Linked DNA regions of Homo sapiens: all the other regions are linked to region 2. Evidence: chromatin contacts called from ENCODE Hi-C or POLR2A ChIA-PET data. All regions are on one chromosome and are shown on one strand. Each heading gives the region's core, a stretch centred on a gene start or an enhancer-like site at or near the end of the contact. The rest is flanking DNA. Distances are from core to core; before and after follow the strand shown.

Region 1 (2,713 bases), core at 41-2,540, 250 kb before region 2:
TCACAATTTGGTAGAAGCTCTTAATTTATGGGGGGGAGGCCACAGACTCCCTTAAGAAACTGAGGAAGGTTAAAGATCTTCACTCTCCTGTCCATGCCTTCCCTGCCCCCACAATGACAATCAGACGTGAGTATACACTCACAAAACTATGTATTCAATTTCAGCAGGACCATTCTGTGAAGAATATGGATACCCCACCCAGTAATAAACAAAAATAGGACTGCAAATTCTGGCAGGGAAGTAGGGCTTTTGTGTTCATCTGCTTACATTTCTATCCCATCTATCTAAATGTAAACTCTGAATGGGGAAGATTTGGGTTGCTTTTGATCACTACTTGGCCTCTGCACTTAGAACAGTGTCTGGCACATAGTACTGTAAGTATTTCCTGGGTGAATGGTGAATTAACAAATGCTCCACAAAAATAAATACATTATCTTAGATCCTTTTAAAGGAAATTGGAAAGTTATGCATTCTTTTTGGTCCCAAGTTTATACTTTCCCATATGATAAAAGATAAAGAGTTCACTTGTCCATGTCACTGGCACGCCAGCATGACCTCAAGTTGTCAAATAAAGTGCTACTGCACAATGTTTTAGATTTTCACAAAGGATTAAAATATAAAGTGCTTAAAACCCTAGTCTATGGAAAGATGGGACAAAAATAATTACATTAGATTTCACTTAATTACTGCCAAAAGCTTTTAGAGAGCATCAGTTATTATAATACTATGTTACATTCACACATTATTTTTAATTTTAATTTTCATTATCTCTCTCTTTCTTCCCCCCCCAGAGACGGGGTTTCACCATGTTGCTCAGGCTGGTCTCAAACTCCTGGCTTCAAGTGATCTTCCCATCTTGGCCTCCCCAAGTGCTGGGGTTACAGGTGTGAGCCACCATGCCTGACCTAATTTTCATGATCTCATAAACCTTTTTTACACTAGGTCTTCTGAATGAGCGAGTTTTCTTGAAATCCATAGACCCTCTGAAAAGCAGGCTTTAGAAAAAGACCATATGTTGGATTTGTGTGTCAGGGGGCTGGGGGAACTCTACCAAGGAGGTCTTGCAGGCCCTCAGACCTGGGTAAGCCAAAGAGCAAACGGAGGGGCCACTGAAAAAGAAGGCAGCAGTGGCGCAGTCTCCGGCAGGCAAGGGGTCAGTGCAGGACGATCAGATAAAGCAAAAAGGAACAAAGAGCATATGCCCGGGAAGACAAGCTCGAGTTGGAGTTTGAGCACTTGGGCAACAGGAAGCAGGAACCCTGGCTAGGAAAGGGGACACATGGTCACGCAACCAGAGAACCCCTGGCCCACGTCCAGCTGAGAGTCTAGGCCAAAGACCCACGCTGGCTCCAGGTCAGAGGGAGCAGCCCCCCATATGCCAACAGCAGAAGCTGTGACCCTGTAAGTCTGAGAATGTAAGGCAAGAGGAAATGATTTTCTCTTAGTCCACTAATAAACATGGACGTCAATTACACGGTTCTTCAGATTTTCCAGATGCTTCATCCTTTTAGGAAGGGAATCATGAAATAATGCTCATCAGGCAAATAATTTAATTTGCTGGGTAGAAAACATGCAAAACACTCTTGATTATAGAGAGTAAACTTCAACTGTCCTCTGGTCCTGTTTAGTACTAGCCTGAAACCACAACAGGCAAAGGTTAGAAACTATGACTTTGCAATGACACACAGGTGTCGATTGCTTTCTTTGGCCAACTGTGGCTGAACAAAAACCCACAAGGCAAGCTGTGCCAACCACCGGTCCCACATTCAAGAAACCGACCATCTACTGGGACAACAGGACAAACCTAGGGGCTGCTTTCCCAGGGGCATGATATTGCCTCTGCATGACAAGGAACAGCCAAAGGAATAAATGTCCCCTTGCAACTGAGCCCCAGCACATAGACTTCATGTGCCCTCAAGGCCTGTGGTAACCAGACCCACCGAGACCTCATTTATTCATTCCACAAATATTTACTCAATGCTAATACGTGCCAGCCTATGTTCTAAACACTGAAACATAGTAAGGAGCAAAACAGAAAAATCCCTGCCCTGATGCATCTTACATTTTCCTATTCCTTCTTCTCCAATGAAAATGTTAGAGAAAGCATAAGGGAACTTTGTACATTCCCTAATTTATTACCCCAAGAATGTGAATGCAAATTAGGGATTCCCAAAGTTATTTCTGCCATTTGTCATACATTTTGAAAAGATTATTCTTTTCATGACAGACAGAACCATGTGCCTTTGGCAGTTACTCTGAGACTTGCTATTCTTTAAGTGCAAAAGTGATTCAGATTGAACTTTCTATAGCTTTTCTATCTCATATGAGGGAATAGAAATGATACTAAATTAAAAGATTTTGAGGTACCCAATTAAAATGCTGGATATCCTTCTGATTCTTGGAAAACCAAATTGGAATAGAGACAGAAGTAATAACACTAATCACAGATTATTCGTTTCTCACATACTGTCTTAGAAACCTGCTCTAGGCTTTTCCTTTTGGGAAATCATGCATCAGGAGGATTAGGTCAACTATGCTAAGTAGAAAACTTCAAACAACAGTGGCTTAAATACAAGAGAAGTTTATTTCACCTTCATATTTAAAAAGCTCCAAACATCTTAACTGTAGTCAAAGCAGCCAGAAGAAAAAAAATAAGAAAGGACAAAAGGCGACTTTAAGGAGCCTTCTCAGAAGTCACACAAATATGTGTGTT
Region 2 (2,734 bases), core at 83-2,582:
GCTCTCTGCGCTAGATCGGTATTTTCCCCTACCACTTTAAGATTACGCTTCAGGCCAGTGTTAGGCTTTCTGGTGGGGTGGGACGCAACAGGCGGCCTCCTCCACCGCAGCGATGGCGGCTATGAAACCTCTGGGTATTTGGGCGGGAGGCGCGGCAGGTATTCTCCCAAAACTGGGTTTTCAAGACCACCACTCTCTGCGGAGGCCGACCCGGCAGGTAAGGAACTGTCCATCGGAAGGCAACGGGCGTGGCGTGAGCAGCCCGACCAATCAGCAGAGCCGCCGTTCAGTCAGGCTCCCCGCCCGGGGTACCCGCCCAGTCCCCAACCACTGAGCATGCGCCGCGGGCCTGGCGCAAATCCCCGCCTGGCGCGCCCTCTCCGCGGCCCTGTGAGGGTTAGGCTGCGCCGGGCTTCCTCAGAGAGACAGAAACGGAGCCGGGGCGGGAGCGGGCCCTTAGGGACAGGAAAGCGGTTAGGGTATTGGGGGGAAAGTCCCTCACAGGGTGGCTGTCGCTAGCGGCCGCCAGCTCTGCGTCACGGTGGGCTCGCAAGCCGGCGCATCGCAGTTTCCCTGGTACCCCGCCTGGCGGTCCGGCGCGGAGGGGCGGCAGACCGGCTAAATCGGCCCCAGTGAGGGCCGCCGTGTCACCTGAGCCCCTTCCAGGCCGTTGTCCTCAGGTTACAGGCGACATAACCGAGGCTCCGAAGTATTGCCCACGTCCAAGGTGACGCAGCTGGCCGTCCCGGCGGGCCGGAGTCTGGGAGTCTCCCACGCCTGGCCCGGCCCAACCGTCATCGTCCCGCCGCGAGCTCCGTGCCTCCGGGGACTGAACGGTGGGGAGGCCGAGGCGCCACACGAGCGCGCGGCGCCCCGCGCCAGGTTCCGAGCAGGGACGCTCCGTCCAGGTCCGCCTGGCCGGCCGCGGGTTCCGATCGGTGCCACATAAATAAAGGCTACTTTCCTGAGACCTCTGTCCCCGCAGAGGCCCCGGGCGCAGAGGGGGGGCGTGGTGCACCGAGCTCCGACCCTGCCGGTGACTTCGGGGTCCCCTCGAGCGCAGCCGGGCTCCCTGGGCAGGAAACCCTGCTCCGAAACCGCGCATCGTCCAGCCTCGGCTGTGCGCCCTCTTGGTGGCGTGCGCAGTCCCCTCCTCCGGTCTTCGGACGTGCGGCCCGGGGCGGAGGCGGCCCCGACCCCCCACCTTCCCCAGTGAGGGTCCCGCGCGGCACGCCGCCCCTGCCAGTCCGGCCGCCTAGCTCCAGCGCCGGGCCGCGCCGACCTGCCTGGCCCGCCGTCCCGCCGCGGCGGCCCCTCCTCCGCCGTCCGGGCGCCCCGCCCCGCCCGCGCCGCGCCGGACACCCCGCCCCGAGGAGGCGGCCCGGCGAGTGGTCGCCGAGGGAGGCTGGTGGCATGGGGGAGCCGCCGCCGCCACACGCACGGTCGCCCGGAGCGAGCCCGGGCGCTGCTGCGATCGCGGGGGGCCGCGGACGCCGAGGGGGGCGCCTTGGGGCGTGACACGGTGCAGAGGGCGCGGCCTGGGCTGCGGCGGCCGGACTCGCGGCGAGCAGCGGGGGGAGCAGGCGGCGGCGGCGCCGGGAGCGGCGGGCGGAGCGGGCCGGGCGCCGAGGGCGCACCTGGCGGCCGCGCGGCCGGGCCGGGCCGCGGGAGCAGGCGGAGGCGGAGGCGGCGGGGGCAGGAGGATGTCGCAGCCGCCGCTGCTCCCCGCCTCGGCGGAGACTCGGAAGTTCACCCGGGCGCTGAGTAAGCCGGGCACGGCGGCCGAGCTGCGGCAGAGCGTGTCTGAGGTGGTGCGCGGCTCCGTGCTCCTGGTGAGTGCGGGACGACCGCGGGCCGGGGGAGGATGGCGGGGGCGCAGGCAGCTGCGGGCCCCGGGCCGGGCGCCTCTTAGTCGGCAGGGCTGAGGCAGAGCGGCCGACCCTGCTGGGTCCGCGGAATCAAGAGGTGGGGCCGGCGGGAGGGAGTTGGACAGGGGAGAAGAGAAGGTCCTGGAGGGGCTGCAACTCCCAGACCCCTCCCCGCCACCCAAGATCCTGTCCCCATCGCTGTCCCCTTCCTCCTGGGAAATTTCCGCAGAGTGATGTCGCCCTGTCACTCTTTTCACCCCGCTCTCTCCCAATTTACCTGCTTTCTGTCAACTGGGAAATTACACTCTCCCCCCTCCCCCGCATCCCTCCCCCGTATCCCTCCCCCGGCCTCCCTCTCCTTCCATGTTTTGGAGGGGCGCAGGGGAATTGAGGTGGGGGCTTCCTCATCCAGTCTGCGCTCAGGGTGGGAGATGCCCCTGCTAACCCTTTGAGTTGGCTGAACTCCAGGAGGGAAGGACTTCGGCATCCTCTCCTGCGCCCCCCACCTCCAAGCCGGTATCCTGAAGTTTGGCCGCCTTTTAGGAAGGCTTGGGGGGCATGATGGGAACCCTCGCTAATTTAGTATTGGTGCAAATTCCTGTGACGTTTGGGGGTTCTAAGTAAGCAAAGCCATCAGCCCAAAACGAATCTTCCCGTGGCAGAACGTCTTTAGAGAATAGGCCTCTGGGTGTGAGGAAGATGAAGTTTTCGATTAACTTTTTCACAGCCAGCGCCGGTCCTGCTGTATTTGGAAACGCACTACAACCCGATTCACCTGGATGGTGCGGGAGTGGAGCGACGTTTGAGCAGGAGCGAGCTCTGCAGGGCAGCTGGAAACTTTTAGCAGCTCCTTGCGTTGCCGCCGG
Region 3 (2,758 bases), core at 227-2,726, 130 kb before region 2:
TACTTGAAATTCTTTGTTTGCTTCTTTGTCCGTCTCCTTCATCAGAATGTAAACCCTGTGAAGACAGGGTCCTAGTTGTCTTGCTCACTGCCATATCCCCATAGCCAGAATGCCACCACTTAGCACACAGTTGCCTTTCAGTAACTATGTGGTGAATGAATTACTTACACGGTTTAAACCTCAAAATAACCCTATGAGGCAGACATCACTCTTCTCAGATTTATACAGAAGACAAAACTGTGACTCGGAGAGTACATTACCTATCCATGACTAGAAAATGTCTTAGCCGGGGTTCCTCTAAGAGTAAAAGGTGAGACAAAGGCTTCCAGGCAGGGACTTTATTTTGGAATGTGATCCCAGGGAGCAGTAGTGAAGGACACGGGGAGCGAAACAGAGGAAGAGTCCAAAGAAGGGCACTGTCAAGTAGGCGATCACCATGAGTGACAGATGTTTCTGACAGGTGCTGGAACCTGCAGGACTTTCCGAGAAGCCTTGTGAATGTGTCTCAACTACCATCCCAGGTGGAACAGGGCAGCATTTTTATCCATCAGCTTCCATCCTCAATGGTCTAGAGTGGCCATAGAAAAGAAGCCCCATGGGAGGAACACAGAAATAGGAACAAAAAACCAGCTTACACACCAAATGGGACTCTGTAGAAATAAAATAAAAGGTGAGGCTGAGTACACTGAAACAGTGTGCAAGAAGAAGCTAGTGAGCAGCAGAACCAGAATTCAAGCTCTGATAATCCGGACTACAAACACAACTGACTACACTGCACTGCCATATAGTGCCACGGTTCAAACAAATTTTCACCTTCATGGTGGATTTCAAGTGAAAGACATACACAATCACAAACAGCACTAATAGAAATCAAAGTAGTGCCCTGTGTAACAAAAGTAAATGTAATTGTGAACGAAATATAAAAAGACTGCAGTTTGTGGAGGTTGCAACACAGATCCAAGAAATCCATTTCTAGGAATTTAGCCCAAAGTAATTATCATAAATGTGCACAAAGATTCTGCTACAACAATGTTCATCGCAGCACTGTTTATAATAGTGAAAAGACCAGAAACAATATGAATATCTAATTGGGAAATGGGTAAATTATGTTCTATCCATAAAAATGGGATAATATTCAACATTAAGCAATAGGTTGTAGAAAAATATTTTGTACCTTGGAAAGATGTTCCTAAATAGTAAGCGCAAAATATTCTAGTGGTATTATTATACAAAAATAATATATAAATACTTTTTTTAAAAAAGCATCTACCAAAATATTAACAGAGATAATCTCTGGTCTGTTCATGGGAGATCTTAATTTTTTACCAAAAAAAAATCGATTTTGACAATTAGAAAAAATAATTTGTAACTAGTTACTAATTCAAGAAAAAGATCCATATGGTGAATCCTTATGCACTGAGATGGGGCAAGTCACTAGTAATCTTCGGCCTCTCTGTGAGCAGAGCCAGGAAGTGGTTCATACGCACAGAACCCAAGCAGAGATCAAACAGAAGGTTAAGAAAAAGTCACTTCTCTGCAGGAGATCCTTTTACCTTTGAAAACAGGGATGCTACAAATTTTGAGAATAACAGACAACGCATTAATCTAAAAGTAAAAATGCAAAATACCTCTCTGGCAAAGATAATATAAAAATATAAAGTTTAAGAATTCCTTTTGGGTCTGATTTCTCTTTGGTTTGACCTAAGTACATAGTCATTTCTTTGAGGCAATAAATACTAATCAGGCTTGGGTGACTACGTATTATCCTAAAATAAATATTACAGTATATGTGGATTATTTTATGCCAGGCACTGTGCTAATAAAAGCACTTTACATGTAATACCATCTCAGTGAATTACTATAATAGCCCTGAAGCACGAATTAATTATCAGCATTCTCTAGGTGAAGAAATAAACTAAGAAAGGCTAAATAACTCACTGAAGGTCACAGCTAGTTAGTAGAGGGGCTGGGATTTGAACTTGGTTCTGCCTGACTATAAAGAAACCATTTCTTTCTAATATATAAGAAGGAACTATGATAACTTTATATGTGTACTATTTTAATACTTAAGATATATCTTTTTGGTTCCACAAAACGTCAAGCACAGAATTATGACATGACCTAGCAATTCCACTCTGAGGAATATACCCAAGAAAACTGAAAACACAGGATTTTTTTTTCCACAAAAACCTACATACAAATGTTCATAGTAGCATTATCATAACACAAAAAGTGGATACAAACCAATGTCCATCAACAAATGAACAAAATGTATATCCATACAATAGAATATTATTCAGTCATAAGAGGAATGGATCCTGATACATGCTACAACATAGATGAACCTCAAAAACATTATGCTAAGTGAAAAAAAGCCAGTCATATAAAGTTATGTACTATATGACTCCACTTATATGAAATGTCCAGAATTTAAAAATCCATACAGACTGAAAGCAGATTAGTGTTTGTCAGGGACAGTTGGGAGAAGGTAATAGGGCATGACGGCTTAATACAGGGATGTCTAATCTTTTGGTTTCCCTGGGCCACACTGGAAAAGAAGAATTATCTTGGGCCACACATAAAGTACACTAACACTAACAATAGTTGATAAGCTTAAAAAAATTGAAAAAAATCTCAGAATGTTTTAAGAAAGTTTACAAATTTGTGTTGGGCTGCATTCAAAGCTGTCTTGGGTCGCATATGGCCCATGGGCTGCAGGGTGGACAAGCCTGGCTTAATGGGCACTCCGTTTCTTTCT

The links. A loop is a pair of places that touch in the nucleus more often than their neighbours do. ChIA-PET counts read pairs that join two places held with the same protein, here RNA polymerase II (POLR2A). Pooled maps may share reads with other maps.
Region 1: a loop to region 2 is called in a pooled map, with 2.5 times the contacts of the local background. The contact joins the enhancer-like site here to the promoter of DOCK9-DT in region 2. A Hi-C loop is called at or near these places in 5 of 50 pooled maps. POLR2A ChIA-PET finds 5 or more read pairs at or near these places in 2 of 52 experiments (PC-3 and activated T-cell).
Region 3: a map of CD4-positive, alpha-beta memory T cell shows a loop between it and region 2 (17-fold over the local background). The contact joins the enhancer-like site here to the promoter of DOCK9-DT in region 2. A Hi-C loop is called at or near these places in 3 of 168 maps with a recorded cell type or tissue (CD4-positive, alpha-beta memory T cell and naive thymus-derived CD4-positive, alpha-beta T cell), 1 of 37 single-sample maps with no recorded cell type and 11 of 50 pooled maps. POLR2A ChIA-PET finds 5 or more read pairs at or near these places in 4 of 52 experiments (CD4-positive, alpha-beta T cell, activated CD4-positive, alpha-beta T cell, activated naive CD4-positive, alpha-beta T cell and 1 more).

The regions. Positions count from the first base shown.
Region 1 is chr13:99,331,173-99,333,885 of GRCh38, reverse strand. The region is part of intron 6 of UBAC2 (UBA domain containing 2); the gene reads right to left. Among named protein-coding and RNA genes, the nearest start is that of FKSG29, 19 kb to the left of the region's middle. Within about 2 kb of position 1,290, at least 5 of the 41 ENCODE cell types and tissues checked have a DNase peak (open chromatin) inside an H3K27ac peak, as active enhancers do; they include PC-3, where a contact is called at or near this core.
Region 2 is chr13:99,085,321-99,088,054 of GRCh38, reverse strand. DOCK9-DT (DOCK9 divergent transcript) reads right to left here and starts at 1,332. Exons shown (of 1, transcript NR_047482.1): 1 at 1-1,332. It also overlaps a transcript of DOCK9 not described here. RefSeq lists enhancers at 1-206, 769-1,330 and silencers at 211-440, 1,021-1,080, 1,171-1,480, 1,521-2,000.
Region 3 is chr13:99,219,454-99,222,211 of GRCh38, reverse strand. The region is part of intron 1 of UBAC2 (UBA domain containing 2); the gene reads right to left. Among named protein-coding and RNA genes, the nearest start is that of UBAC2, 20 kb to the right of the region's middle. Within about 2 kb of position 1,476, at least 4 of the 41 ENCODE cell types and tissues checked have a DNase peak (open chromatin) inside an H3K27ac peak, as active enhancers do; they include CD4-positive, alpha-beta T cell, where a contact is called at or near this core.